Regions from separate parts of the Homo sapiens genome. Here region 2 is linked to region 1. The links are chromatin loops, found by intact Hi-C in ENCODE. Cell type or tissue: mammary epithelial cell. All regions are shown on one strand. Each heading gives the region's core, and the rest is flanking DNA. Links, peaks and the distances in the headings are about the cores only. Region 1 overlaps UCK2 (uridine-cytidine kinase 2). Region 2 overlaps LRRC52-AS1 (LRRC52 antisense RNA 1).

Region 1 (2,908 bases), core at 191-2,690:
TTGAAGCCAAACACTTAATTGCCTCTATTCCACTAGGACAAATATGAACTAGAAAAACCCAAACTTTCCAGGGGACTGGTTCACCTTGGACTTTTACACATAGTCTGAAACATGACACTGTTCACTCCTAGCACAGGGTAAAACCAGAAAAAGTATTCTTCACTGATGACCAGTTCATAGGTTCTATTATTACCCAATTTTTAAAGAAAGAAAGTCAGGCCACAAAGAGGCATATTTCTTTTTTCTTTTTCTTTTTTGTTGGTCCAAATTTACTGAGATTTTGTAGACCATTCTACAAGTAACTGCATCCTGGCATACAAACTAAGTCTAGCATAAGAACACATAAACCACACCTCAAGCATGTGGGCATCTTACTCTGTGCAGCCTCTGCCCTAGGATTGCTGAAAGGCAACGGTGTCAGCCCCAAACCCAACTTGAACTGAGCAGACATTTATCAGGTCCAAGTTCCTGGCTTACAGGGGAATGAGCTGATCTTCCCTGAGCAAAGAGTGGCTGGACAGTGGAAGCAAGCAGAAATAACCCAGAAAACGTCTGCAGAATTTTTAGCTTTGTTACAACTAAGTTAAACGTAGAAAACTGACAGTTAAATATGACTGATATCCAATAATAAATTCATTTTGTGTTCTTATTAAGTCAAAAATAACAGGAGAGGTCCTCAGATAGATAACTGGGTGGAAAGAAGTTCACAGCTCCTCAGCCCCCTCTGGTCTCTTTCCAGTAACCTACTCTTGTAACTCAATAGTCTCCAGGGCAATGGATAGGGCATCAATGTTACTCAGTTGGCTCAAAAAGTCCACCTGTCCCGCATTTAAACCAAAGTCAAGTATGGGTTGCTGTAAAAGCTAGTAACATCCTTAAAGAAACAAAGACAGTTTGAGATATTTTCCCAGAAGAAAAAGAATGAAGTTTATTGTTAGAATAAATAGGGAAATTCCAATACCCAGCCTTACTCTAAATCTTCAATGTCTTCAGAGATTCCAGCCTTCCCAGTGTATCTCAACCAAGACCAGGTTAAGTCCCAAGCTCTTCCTTCCCTTCCTCCCGGTCTCAGAGCTTAACTATAAATAATTCAGGAGCCAGACCATGGTTTGGCCAAGCTGGAGAAGACTCATTGACTCAGTAGGATTCTCCTGAGTTAAATACTTCTCCTTCTGCAGCCCCAGCACACCACACCTCTTGTCTCTGGTAGCCTTCCCTCAACATGCCCCTTCCTGTCTTTCCTGGGCTGAGGGCCAACTCTCTGTGTTCTTCCTTCTCTGAAAGCCACCTCACTAGAGAATTCCTAGCTGCCACAGGAAGGACTGGTGAGTCTGCAAGGGTGAAGGGAAGGAAGCTTATTCCAGTAAGGCATGACAGTCTCCAAATGGGAGCTAAAGACAAGCTCAAAGCAGGGCTCAGTGGTGATGGCAGGAGAGGCTCAGAGGGGAACATCTCGGGGCACAGCACCCAGTGCATCCATACGTCACCCATTGCAGACCCTTCAGAGATCCAAATGGCTGAGGACTCTCCTTGGATATGATACACCCTCAGTAAACGGTCTCACACCATGACCCCACCAAGCAAGAAACCTAGAACTAGCTGGGAATTAAATGACCTGCCTAAGGACTGGCAGGACCCTACAGGGCTACCCAAAGAAAGAACAGCAGGACAGGGCTCCTGGAGAACACAGAGGACACAAGGACCAAGGGCTGCCCTCTCTTAGGACTTCAGGACAGAGGATCACTCAGAGAGAGGAGTGAGATTCAGGCAGGGGAGCTCCACAAACTTGCACACCTTCGTTTATATCATCAAATTTTAAATTCTACATTCAACAAAAACAAACCAAGAACACAACTCACTGGCAAGCAGAATTCCTCAAAGGCAGGCTTGACGAACGTAATGTACTGAGATAAAATCTGCTCAAGATCCCTGCCTCTCTCGCTGATGTCCCTTAATACTGTAAGAGAAGGGAAAACAAGAATCAAAAAACGGTGTAGGAGCCAGCACACACCCGCCCTTCATGGGGTGGACCTAGCTCCCACAGGCTCCACAATTACTCTAGATGATTCTCAAGCTGGAATCCTGAGAGGCTTGACCAAGAGCAGATCAGCAGCGGCTTCGGAAAAGACAAGTTACATTCTGACATCTTACAATGGTCAAACTTGGCAATGACACAATGCTCTTTGAAACAAAAGGCTGTCCATGGAGGCCAACAGCCTTCTTGTTTCAAGCAACATTTGCTCCAAACAAAATTTCAGTGTGAATTTTTTAAAAAAGCAGGGCACTCCTGGAGAGCTCACTGTTAACAAGAAGCAATCTGGGCCCCGAGAGGGCTGGGCTGCACGCTGCCTCCTTGCATGCACTTACCTGCGTTCAGAAGTCCAGCGACCCACTGATCAGGCATCAGCTCACTGCTCCCAGCTCCCACCCATGCCCCCTCTGCAGCATGGAGCCCAGGCCAGGCTGAGGACCCAGCCATGGTTAACCATTTCCACCTACCTCATGCACAGAGGTTTGCCAAAAAAAAAAAAAAAAAAAAAAAAAAATCACTCAGTGAAAGATAAGAAAACCATGGCCTAGAGAATGGTGGGCTGGGGCTGAGATGAAGCCCAAATTGACAACAAACTCACCATCTTCTGTCTTCTACCTTCTTCCCCCGGTCAGTTTTATCCAGGGGCTTTTACCATTCTTTTTTTTTTTTCTTTAAAAAATTTTTTTTTCTTTTAATACAAGGTGTCTTGCTCTGTCACACAGGTTGTAGTGCAGTAGCACAGTCATAGCTCACTACAGCCTCAACCTCCTGGGCTTGAGCAAGTGATCCTCCCACCTCAACTTCCCAAGTAGCTGGGACTACAGGCACACACCACCTCAATGGACTAATTTTTTGTTTGTTTGTTTTTGAGACAGA
Region 2 (2,908 bases), core at 318-2,817, 420 kb after region 1:
TCCCAGGTTCAAGCAGTTCTCCTGCCTCAGCCTCCTGAGTAGCTGGGACTACAGGTGCGTGCCACCATACCCAGATAATTTTTTTTGTATTTTTAGTAGAAATGGGATTTCAGCATGTTGGCCAGAATGGTCTCGATCTCTTGAGTTTGTGATCCACCCACCTCGGCCTCCCAAAGTGCTGGGATTGAGTTCTCACAAGATCTGGTTGTTTGAAAGTGTGTAGCACCTCCCCTTTTTCTCTCTTTCCTGCTCTGTCATGGTAAGACGTGCTTGCTTCTCATTCGCTTACCACCATGATTAAGTTTTCTGAGGCCTCCCAGCCACACTTCCTGTACAGCCTACAGAACAGTGAATCAATTAAACCTCTTTTCTTTATAAATTACCCAATCTCAAATAGTTCTTTATAGCACTGTGAGAATGGACTAATACACTTGGGGAAACTACTTAACCTCTTTTGAGCCTCAGGTTTGCATTAACAATTAAATGAGGTAATATGTGAGAAAGCAGCCTAATATAGTGTCTGGCAGGTGGGAAAACTCAAATGTTAGTATCTTGTAGTAATGGTCTGAGGTCAGGTTGTGATGTAGGAATGAAACAGCAGTGATTTAGCTGGCATGTGTTGAGGCCCTCCCGGGACACCACATTCAAATTGTATGGGAGCTCTTTCCCCAGTGTTTTGTCTGCTAGGGTTGCCATGATAAAGTTTCACAATGGGCAGCTTAAACATGAGAAATCAATTTTCTCACAGTTCTGGAGGCTGGGAGTCCAAGCTCAAGGTACCAGCAAGGTTGATTTCCTCTGTGGCATCTCTGCTTGGCTTACAGATGGCAGTCCTCTTGCTGCCTCTGCATGGGGTCCTCTCTCTGTGCACTCTTGTTCCTCGTGCCTCTTTTTGTGTCCTCATCTCTTCTTTTTATAAGGACACCAGTCACATTGGATTAGGGCCCACCCCAACAGCCTCATTTGAGCTTCATCACCTCTTTAAAGGCCCTATCTCTATAGTCACATTCCGAGGTACTGGGGTTTAAGATTCAATATAGGAATTTAGGCAGGGGGATACAAATCAGTCTATAAGAAGACCCAGGAACTCACTGAGACTACACGAGGAGCTTAAATCACAGGGCTGTGTGGTTTTGCAGTGCAGCCCCGTTTGTAATGTATGAAATTCTATGCTCAAAGCTAGTCTTCTTCCTTCCCCCCAACTTCCTCTTCTTTTCCTGGTAGGAAGACTCAAGCGAACATCTCCATTTTGACAAGTATATATTTCTTCTTTCTTTGCAGGGATTCTTCACCCATGGTTGCTTAGGTTTATAAGCAAGGAAGCTGAATGAAGTCCCTTTCCTCTCTGGATGAGCCCCTGGGTTTCTGGAAGAGTCTTAAAATCACCCCTAAATGGCTTCCAAGCACTGAAGCCCGAGATGTTAGCTGGCCTGTGTGAGGCCTTGAGACAGAATGCCACAGCCACACCCCAAGGATGCTGAAGGGGATTTCCCTCCTCTGTGGTTTTTCTCCTTTCTTCCCGCAGCACTCCTCCTACGTGGTGAGTCATCCAGAACTCCAAACACACAGCCAGCTGTTTGGAACACAAGAAATAACCATAGCCAGAGGCATCTTGGGCCCAAACTCTTCTCTCTTTTATTGCTCATTTCCCAAGTCACTTCCTTTCCCCTCCCCTACTTTCCCTCCCCGTTCTTCTTAGGACTTAACACAGGTGTCTGGAGACATTGGGTCTTTGTCAGTCAATGTCAGACCTCTTCTAACATTGATATTTATCAAAGTAACGGTTACATCATAGCCCTCTTTCATATACTCGGAGTATTGTTCCTTCCTTCCCTACCTTCCTTCCTTCCCTTCCTTCCTTCCTTCCTTCTTTCTTTCTTTCTCTCTCTCTTTCTTTTCTTTCTTTTTTTCTTTTCTTTTCTTTCTCTCTCTTTCTTTCTTTCTTTCCTTTCTTTCCCTTCCTTCCTTGCTTCCTTCTTTCCTTCTTTCCTTCCTTCCTCCCTCCCTCCCTCCCCTGTCTCCCCTCCCTCCCTTCTTCCCTTCCTTCCTTCCTTCCTCCCTCCCTCCCTCCTGTCTCTCTTTCTCTCCTTCTCTTCTTTCTCTCTCTCTTTCTCTTTCTTTCTTTCTCTCTCTTTCCTTTCCTTCTTTCCTTCCTTCCTTCCTTCCTTCCTTCCTTCCTTCCTTCCTTCCTCTCTCTCTTTCTTTCTTTCTTTCTTTCTTTTTTCTTTCTTTCTCCTCACTCTGTCACCCAGGCTGGAGTGCAGCTGGAGTGCAGCTGGAGGGATCCCAGCTCACTGCAACCTCTGCCTTCCCAGTTCAAGCGATTCTCCTGCCTCAGGCTCCAGAGTAGCTGGGATTACAGGATTGTGCCACCACACCTGGCTAACTTTTTGTATTTTTTAGTAGAAACAGGTTTTCGCCATGTTGCCCAGGCTGGTCTCAAACTCCTGGGCTCAGGCAATCCACCGGCCATGGCCTCCCAAAGTGCTGGAATTACAGGTGTGAGCCACTGCGCCGGCCTGCGTTTGTTTCTTAAGGTGTGATCACTTTCCTTGTTGAATCTAGAGTATTAGCTAATATCTAGAATGTTAGCTTCTCATGAACAGGGATCATACTGTATCCTCCATGGCCAATGCTTTACACATAGTCATGCTCAAACACTTTTTGAAGAAAGCAATGAAACTTTTAAGAAAAATATTATTCTCTGAGAGGTATAGGCTTGCAGTTAGCTTTACAGAAACTTGAGGAGTCCGCTGAGTTATGTAAACCTGGAGTCACAGTGTGCCACTAGTACAGGTGTTGCCAGTTACTCTGGTGATACCATTTCAGACACTAAGCTTAGCCACAGGTGTGGTTTATTTTAAAATATACATATAACTTCTTTTGATACTAAAATGTAAAGCAGATA

The links. Peaks named below come from ENCODE experiments on the same cell type or tissue, not always from the same donor. Only the 100,000 strongest peaks of a DNase experiment are listed, where the experiment ranks them.
Region 2: a loop joins it to region 1, with 4 times the contacts of the local background. A loop is called at or near these places in 1 of 110 quality-filtered maps.

Annotation. Positions count from the first base shown.
Region 1 is chr1:165,902,231-165,905,138 of GRCh38, reverse strand. UCK2 (uridine-cytidine kinase 2) reads right to left here. Exons shown (of 7, transcript NM_012474.5): 5 at 1,860-1,957. Among named protein-coding and RNA genes, the nearest start is that of MIR3658, 4.2 kb to the left of the region's middle. In mammary epithelial cell, for the core only: no CTCF peak of the experiment used is centred there; a DNase peak (open chromatin) is centred at 1,258; H3K27ac peaks cover 1,492 bases.
Region 2 is chr1:165,480,981-165,483,888 of GRCh38, reverse strand. LRRC52-AS1 (LRRC52 antisense RNA 1) reads left to right here. Exons shown (of 7, transcript NR_026744.2): 6 at 1,282-1,540. Among named protein-coding and RNA genes, the nearest start is that of RXRG, 37 kb to the right of the region's middle. In mammary epithelial cell, for the core only: no CTCF peak of the experiment used is centred there; a DNase peak (open chromatin) is centred at 1,558; H3K27me3 peaks cover 236 bases.